Regions from separate parts of the Homo sapiens genome. Here region 2 is linked to region 1. A link is an interaction called in ENCODE POLR2A ChIA-PET data of the cell type or tissue named here. Cell type or tissue: HepG2. All regions are shown on one strand. Links, peaks and the distances in the headings refer to the core of each region. The heading gives the core; the rest is flanking DNA.

Evidence for each region. Peaks named below come from ENCODE experiments on the same cell type or tissue, not always from the same donor. Only the 100,000 strongest peaks of a DNase experiment are listed, where the experiment ranks them.
Region 2: POLR2A ChIA-PET joins it to region 1 with 5 read pairs; 3 of 35 experiments call an interaction of 5 or more read pairs at or near these places.

Annotation. Positions count from the first base shown.
Region 1 is chr10:102,829,055-102,833,427 of GRCh38, forward strand. CYP17A1 (cytochrome P450 family 17 subfamily A member 1) reads right to left here. Exons shown (of 8, transcript NM_000102.4): 5 at 3,939-4,154; 6 at 3,457-3,626; 7 at 2,454-2,557; 8 at 1,477-1,931. The coding sequence ends at 1,648. CYP17A1-AS1 (CYP17A1 antisense RNA 1) reads left to right here and starts at 3,622. Exons shown (of 2, transcript XR_428804.2): 1 at 3,622-3,817. In HepG2, for the core only: no CTCF peak of the experiment used is centred there; a DNase peak (open chromatin) is centred at 2,847.
Region 2 is chr10:102,930,299-102,934,692 of GRCh38, forward strand. The region is part of intron 1 of CNNM2 (cyclin and CBS domain divalent metal cation transport mediator 2); the gene reads left to right. Among named protein-coding and RNA genes, the nearest start is that of CNNM2, 14 kb to the left of the region's middle. In HepG2, for the core only: no CTCF peak of the experiment used is centred there; no DNase peak of the experiment used is centred there.

The DNA of each region.
Region 1 (4,373 bases), core at 374-4,373:
ACTTGGGAGACTGAGGCAGCAGAATCGCTCAAGGGAGGTGGAGGTTGTAGTGAGCTGAGATTGTGCCATTGCAGTCCAGCCTGTGTGAAAGAGCAAGAGTCTGTCTCAAAACACACACACACACACACACACACACACACACACACACACACACAAACAAACAGAAAACAAAAGATAAACTCAATCCTACCACTTCTCACTGTTTCCACTGCTGTGGCCGTGGTTTAACTCATCAACATCTGGCTTTCCTGGACCAGCACAACAGCCTCCTTCCTAACTGTTCTCCTGCTCCCACTCCCATCCCTTAGCAGAACATTCTCCACACAGCAACTACGGCGATCTTTCAGAAATACAAACCAGCTGGGCACAGCGGCTCATGCCTATAATCCAAACACTTTGGGAGGCTGAGGTGGGAGAAGCGCTTGAGCTTAGGAGTTTGAGACCAGCCTAGAAAACACAGCAAAACCCCATCTCTACAAAAAGTAAAACATTAGTCAGGCCTGGTGATGTGTGCCTGTAGTCCTAGTTACTTGGGATGCTGAGGTGGGAGGATCACTTGAGCCTGGGAGGTTGAGGCTGCAGTGAGCCATGATTGTGCCACTGCAATCAGCCTGGCAACAGAGTGAGACCATGTCACTCAAAAAACAGAACAAAAAACAACAACAAAAAAACCCAAACAAAACAAAACAAAAAACAGGCTAGGCGCTGTGGCTCATGTCTATAATCCCAGCACTTTGGGAGGCCGAGATGGGTGGATCACCTGAGGTCAGGAGTTCGAGACCAGCCTGACCAACATGGCAAAACCTCATCTCTACTAAAAATACAAAATTAGCTGGGCATGGTGGCACACGCCTGCAATCCCAGCTATTTTGGAGGCTGAGGCAGGAGAATCACTTGAACTCAGGAGGCAGGGGTTGCAGTGAGCCAAGATCATGCCATTGCACTCCAGCCAGGGCAACAAGAGCGAAACTCCTTCTCAAACAAAAACAAAAACAAAAAAACAGATTGTTCCACTTACATACTTAAAATCCTCCAGTGACTTCCTGTCATAATTAGAATAAAACCCAACCTCCCTCCTGGCCTCCTGTAATCCCAGCTACAGTGGGAACGGACCACTATGTCCACTCTGACCTCATCAGGGCCCACTCTCCCCTTCACTGGCCATGCTGACCTCTCCCACCTGGAGGCCTTTTTACCTGCTTCTCAGCATGCAACACTTTTCCTGACCCCTTGTTCAAAGCAGCCACCCACTGCCTCTGCCATTTTCTCATCACATCACACAAATTGTGATTGACTTCAAAGCACTTACGAGTCTCTGAACTTATTCACTTGTTAGCCCTCACTAGAATGTAAGCTTCAGAGACCACGGAGCTCGAGTGTCCTGAGAAAGTGAATGGCACATAGTAGGTGCTCAATAAAATCGGTGTTGAAAGAATGAGTGAGCAAATGAATACATAAATGAACTACTCAGGGACCTTATGGAAAAAAAAAAACTGTTTATGCACATCACTGGCATTGCCACAAGCTGAAAAAGAAGGCAGAGTGGGTTGGGAGTAGGGAAGAATGGCGGAGAAGGGTGGGGGGTTGTATCTCTAAATCTGTGTTGTGGGGCCACATAGGGTGGACAGGGGCTGTGAGTTACAGCCTTTAGGTGCTACCCTCAGCCTGGGCTTCCCTCCAGGCCTGGCGCACCTTGATCTTCACTTTGAAAGAGTCGATCAGAAAGACCACCTTGGGGATGCCTTCCAGGGAGGGCAGCTGCCCATCATCTGGCACCTCCAGGTCGAACCTCTGCAGCAGCCAGGCCATGATGAGGAAGAGCTCCTGGCGGGCCAGGATCTCACCTATACAGGAGCGAGGTCCTGCTCCGAAGGGCAAATAGCTTACTGACGGTGAGATGAGCTGGGTCCCCGCTGGATTCAAGAAACGCTCTGCAGGCAAGGAGTGGCATCAGCCAGGGGTTAGGGCAGGAGGGAGGAGAGGCATGGTTCTGCCCTGGTTGAGGGGGAGACATGGCCCTGCCCAGGGAACCCTGATCTGAGGATGTAGCCTTATTATGGGGGAACCCCCGCCTGGGGAGAGATACAGCCCTGCTTTCAGGTAGCCCTTAACGACACAGAGGAAATGAAATATTCAGGAAGGATGGAAAAGAGATGGAATTAACCTATGAAAATAGCACCATCCGAGGGGAGAAGGGACAGACTTAATGGCAGACAGAGGCGTAGAGGGCTTCTTGGAGGGTGAATTTGCAGTTGGTTGGAAGAAGAGCGTGGGAAACCCAGCTGTGAAGAGTTTGGGTAAGTCTATGGCAGGATGAGGGTGTCAACAGGTCCGTATAGTTGGAGCCAAGAGTTTTCTAGCAGCAAGCTTGGCAGAGGTGAAGGGGTACTGGGGTGGTGGAGCAGAGTCCAGGCTCGCTGTGTGGCCCAGGGCGCAGGACAGGACAGACTCACCAGGCATGAACTGATCCGGCTGGTGCCACTCCTTCTCATTGTGATGCAGCGCCCACAGATTGATGATAACTTCTGTGCCCTTGTCCACAGCAAACTCACCGATGCTGCTCCAGAGTGGAAGAGGAAAAGTGGGTCTGGGACTTCGTACTCCCTTCCTTGCTCAGCCTCATGCCCCCTCATTCTTCCGCCGTGAGGAAAATGCCCTTTACTCCCTCATTCCCACTCACTCATGTTTTCCTCAGCTTCTGCCAGATCAAACCTAAATCCAGCCCTTCTCCATCCCTTCCCTCCTAACAGGCGCTTCTGTCTGAACACCTGTGTCTGTGGACTTTGGTGTCTGGCAGTGTATGTGGGTGTGCGTTTGGAGCTGCAGCGCATGTTATGTGCGTGCTGCAGCTGGTTGGAACATGGAGCTCCCAGCCTTTCATCCCAGACCACATGTCTCTGAGGGCAGCAGGAAGCTCCTCTGGGAAGTCAGGCAGATCTGTGGATGAGTCAATGCGTGTCTGTAGGTGGTAGAGACATGGAGCCACGGGGCTGGGGGCAGGATGATTTTTATATTTAATTAATTAATTATTTATTTTGAGACAGAGTCCCGCTCTGTCACCCAGGCTGGAGTGCAGTGGTGCAATCTTGGCTCACTGCAACCTCCGCCGCCTTGGTTCAAGTGATTCTCCTGCCTCAGCCTCCTGAGTAGCTGGGACTACAGGCACGCGCCACGATGCATGGCTAATTTTTGTATTTTTAGTAGAGACGGGGTTTCACCATATTGGTCAGGCTGGTCTTGAACCCCTGACCTCATGATCCACCCGCCTCGACCTCCCAAAGTGTTGGGATGACAGGTGTGAGCCACCGTGCCCGGCCGGCAGGATGATTTTTAGTAGTTGATGGTTGACTGACTTTAGGTTGGCCAGCAGGGGCCGGGGGTAGGGGGAGCCAGGTGGGCTGGCAAGCAGTGTTGAATGCATCATGGGGCTAGATGTCACTGGGAGGGCAGGCACACCTGGAGTCAACGTTGGCCTTGTGGGGGATGAGCATAGGGGCCACGGGCCTGAGGCGAAGCACCTCTCGGATGGTGGCCTCCAGCAGGAGGAGACGGTTACGGTCACTGATAGTTGGTGTGCGGCTGAAACCCACATTCTGGTCAATCTCCTCGTAGAGCTTCTTCTTCACCTGAAGACCAGAGTAGGTTGGAGGTGACTAGTGTGTGTAAGCCCAGGAGAAGCAAGGGCTTAGAGAAGAATCCAACTGTGACATCGAGAAGAGCCTGTCCAGTCCCTTCCCAGTAGTGGCTCTGGGGCCCAGGCCCGGCTTCCAGAAGATGGGGCAGCTCTACTCTGGGGTCAAAGCCAACTACTGCTTGGGTAAGGAGCAGGGCAGGCCTAGTCTTCCTGCACAGAAAGCCTGAGAGAATTGGCTCTCCCTTTCTCTGGAGCCCAGAGATTGGGCTGGCTGGGGTCTAGGATCAATGAGGGGGAAGCACACCTGAGGATTGTGCAGCAGGAAGGCCAGGGTCCATTTAACCACAGAGGTGGTGGTCTCCACGCCAGCCCCAAAGATGTCCCCTATGGTGGTGAGAATGTGGTTATCTGAAAGCAGCTCTGAGTCTTGATCTGGGCCAGCATTGCCATTATCTGAGTTCATCTTGGCTTGCATCAGTGTGTCCAGCATGTTGGTGATAGAGTCACTCCGGAATTTCTCCTGGGTTGGGTGAGGTTGGGAGACATTAATAAGGAAGGAGCCCCATCTGTGACACTCCTGCCATACTTCTGTCCCTGACTAGAGATAACAAGGCTCCTTCCACTTGGAAGTAGAGCAAGTCTGGGCAGGACCTACGAACTTGTGGAGGTAGGAGGCAGCCCCGGGCCCTCTTTAAATTTGGTGGAGAGGTTAGGTCTCTTCTAGGATCCTCTTCAGTTC
Region 2 (4,394 bases), core at 311-4,310, 100 kb after region 1:
ACTGGAAGGTAACGTGGAAAAAATGAAAATAGTTGATGTATTAGGGTGGGGTGATCATAGCCAGTCTTTGTGAAAATCTCCTTGTTAACTTTGTACATGATATACCTGGAAAAAATTCAAATCTGCTAAGAACATTATGAATCCTGATCTTGTGAAAACTAACCATTGCTCGTATTAAGGAACTCATTCCATTTCTCTTGAGGAACATTTTACTGCTGAAACAGTTGGTTCTTTTTTAAAATTTTAAAAATTGAGATATAATTCACATATCTTAAAACTCACCCTTTTAAAGTATGTGATTTGATGCTTTTTGGTATGTTCACAAGGTTGTGCAGTCATTACTACTGTCTACTTACAGAACATTTTCATCACCCCGAAAGAAACTCCATACCTCTTTGCAGTCACTTCTCATTTTCTGTTCCCCCTAGTCACTGGCAACTAATTTACTGTCTGTATGGATTAGCTTATTCTGGACATTTCATATAACATGTAAATGAAATGTGGCCTTTTGTGGCTGGCTTCTTTCATTTAACATGTTTTCAAGGTTCATCCATGTTGTAGCATGTATCAGTATTTCATTCCTTTTTACGGCCAAATATTCAGTTTTATAGATATACCACATGTTGTTTATCCACTCATCAGTTGATGGGCATTTCGATTGTTTCCACTTTTTGCCTATTAATAATGATTCTATGAACATTGGTGTGCATGTTGCATTCTTGACAAATCCCATTCTAGTCTGAAGATAGTTCAGTGGTCTCATAGAGTAGGACTGTGATTTAGTTTGGGCATGTTATTGGGGTGAGTTCTGAGCAACTTAAAAGTGTGTGAGTCACAACTACCTTCCTTCCATTGGTCTGTACTGGGCTTCTGCCTCAGTGCCCCTGCTTGGTATGTCTTCATGAAGGATGTTTTAAATAATGAGCAATACTAAAGGCACAGAAAACCAACCTATTGCAAGTTGGCCATAGAGCTGGAGCAGGGTCTCAGAAGCCCTTCTGTTAGGCCAGATGTTAATCTTTTAGTGTTAAGAGTGTGGACATGTATTTCCTTCTTTCTTTTTTTTTTTTTTTTTTCGAGACAGTTTCACTCTTGTTGCCCAGGCTGTAGTGCAATGGTGCGATCTCACCTCACCGCAACCTCCGCCTTCCCGGGTTCAAGTGATTCTCCTGCCTCAGCCTCCCAGGTAGCTGGGATTACAGGCACGCACCACCACGGCCGGCTAATTTTGTATTTTTAGTAGAGACGGGGTTTCTCCATGTTGGTCAGGCTGGTCTTGAATTTTCTTCCTCAGGTGATCCATCCGCCTTGGCCTCCCAAAGTGCTGGGATTCCAGGCGTGAGTCACAGCGCCCGGCCATGGACATTTATTTCTAATTCTCTTGGATATATACACGGGAATAGAATTGCTGGATCATATGGTAATTCTATTAACTTTTTGAGAAACTGCCAAACTGTTTTTCAAAGTGGCTGCACCATTTGACATTCCCATGAATAATGTATGAAGGTTCTAATTTCTCCAGCATCCTCACCAGCACTTGTTATTGTTAAAAAAAAAAAAAAAAAAAAGAATGCCATCCTAGTGAGAAGTGGTATCTCATCGTGGTTTTGATTTGCATTTCCTTAATGACTAATGAAGTTGGGCATCTCTTCACGTGCTTACTGGCCATTTCTATAACTTTGGAGAAATGTCTATGCAGTTCTTTTGCCCATTTTTAACTTGGGTTATTTGTCTTTTTATTGTTGAGTTGTAAGAGTTCTTTTTATATTCTGGATACTAGTCACTTGTCAGATATATGATTTGCAAATATTTTTCTCCCATGCTATATGTCGTCTTTTTACTTTCTTGGTAGTGACCTTTGAAGCAGAAAAAGGTTTTAATTTTGATTGAGTCCAACTTGTCTTTTTTTCCTTTTTTTTTTTAACTCATTTTTTGAGCAACGGGGTTTTGCTATGTGCCTAGGGTGGTCTTGAATTCCTGGCCTCAACCGATCCTCCAGCCTTGGCCTCCCAAAGTGCTGGGATTACAGGTGTGAGCCACTGCAACCAGCTCTATTTTTTTTCTTTTGTTGCTTATGCTTTTGGTGTCATAGCTAAGAAACCATTGCCTAATCCAAGGTCACAAAGATTTATGCCTATGTTTTCTTCTAAGAGTTTTATAGTTTTAGCTCTTTCATTTAAGTCATTAATCCATTTTGAGTTTTTATATATGGTGTGAGGGATGGGTCCAACTTTATTGTTTTGCATGTGGCTATTCAGTTGTCCCAGTACTGTCTGTTGAAAATACTATTCTTTCTCCATTGAATTGTCTTGACATACTTGTCAAAAATCAATTGGTAACCAGGCACGGTGGCTCACGCCTGTAATCCCGGAACCTTGGGAGGCTGAGGCAGGTGGATCACTTGAGGTCAGGAGTTCAAGACCAGCCTGGCCAACATGGTGAAACCCCGTCTCTACTAAAAATACAAAAATTAGCCAGCGTGGTGGTGCATGCCTGTAGTCCCAGCTGATGAGGAGGCTGAGGCAGGAGAATCGCTTTAACCCAAGAGGTCAAGGTTGCAATGAGCTGAGATTGCACCACTGCACTCCAGGCTGGGTGACAGAGCAAGACTCTGTCTCAAAAAAAAAAAAAAAAAAAAAATTGGCCATACATTTGAGAGTTTACTTCTGAACCTTAAGATCTGTTCCACTGATCTTTAATTTTATGTCAGTACTACACTGTTTTGATTACTGCAGCTTTGTAATAAGTTTTGAAATTAGAAAGTTTGAATCCTCCAACTTCATTCTTCCTTGTCAAGATTGTTTTGGCTGTCAGGATTCCTTGCATTTCCATGTGAATTTTTCAGGGATCAACTTGCCCATTTCTGCAAAAAAAGGCAGTTGGAATTTACATAGGGGCATTGCATCTGTAGATCAATTTAGGAGTATTGCAATGTTAACAGTACAAAGTCTTCCATCCATGAACGGGGATGTCATATCATTTATTTAGGTCCTCTTTAATTTCCTTCAACAACGTTTTGTAGTTTTCAGTGTGCTTGCAATCCTTTTGTTAAACTTATTCCTAAGTATTTTATTTTTTGATGCTATTATAAATGGAATTGTTTTATTAATGTTATCTTCAGATTGTTCATTGCTTGTATATAGATATACAAGTGATTTTTGTATGTTGATCTTCTATCCTGCAACCTTGCAGAACTTGTTAGGTGACAAATGGTTCTTAAGATAGAAAAATGCTTTTAAAAAACATGAGTTTGTTGAGGTTATCTTACATTTACTTCTTTAATTTGCTTGTAGTGGATTTTGTTTTTTTAAAAAATGTAGGGATTTTTACTTGCCACTTTTATATGTAGATATTGAAATATCCACAATTGGTTATTGACAGTCATTTAGGAAATTTGATAGGAAAGACTAAATTTTTTTTTAAGACAGGGTCTCATTAGCACATAAATACGTATTAACTGTCTGACACAAAATCAAGTATTAGTCCAGGAAGAAACGGATATGGAATTGGGAAGATATACACCATCAGGCACTTCTGTGTTTTTGTTTGTATTTGTGACAGGGTCTCCCTCCATTGCCCAGGCCAGATTGCAGTGGTACAGTCATAACTCACTGCAGCCTCAAACCCTGGGCACAAGCGATCCTTCCACCTCAGCCTCCCAAGTAGCTAGGACTATAGGTTCCTGCCACTGTGCCCAGCTTATTTTAACTTTTTTTTTTTTTTTTTGGAGAGACAGAGTCTGGCTATGTTGCCCAGGCTGATCTTGAACTCCTGGCCTTAAGCAATCCTACTGCCTCAGCCTCCCAAAACACTGGGATTACGGATGAGTCACCATGCCTGCCATAAAAGAGTAAGTTTTCTGTCCCAGATTAGATAGGAAAAGAAGAAATAGGTTGTATAAAATGTCAGTCAAGACAAAAAATATGCCTGGCTGGAGCTTAGGAGTTTAAAAGCAAGTCTATTTCTTTCTTTCTTTCTTTCTTTTTTTTTTTTTGAGACAGAGCCTTGCTCTGTCGCCCAGGCTGGAGTGCAAGTGCTGTGGTGCGATCTCTGCTCACTGCAAACTCTGCCTCCTGGGTTCAAGCGATTCTCCTGCCTCAGCCTCCCAAGTAGCTGGGACTACAGGCGCCTGCCACCACACCTGGCTAATTTTTGTATTTTTAGTAGAGGTGAGGTTTCACCATGTTGGCGAGGCTGGTCTTGAACTTCTGACCTCAAATGATCCACCCACCTCGGCCTCCCAAAGTGCTGGGATTACAGGCATGAGCCACCGCGCCCAGCCTGAGCCACCGGCCAAATCTATTTCTTTCTACTATTTAGAGTGGCTTTTTATCAGTCTAGGGACTTGGGATTGGAGATAAGCACAGAAAGACTAGCTAATATCTAAATGTTTT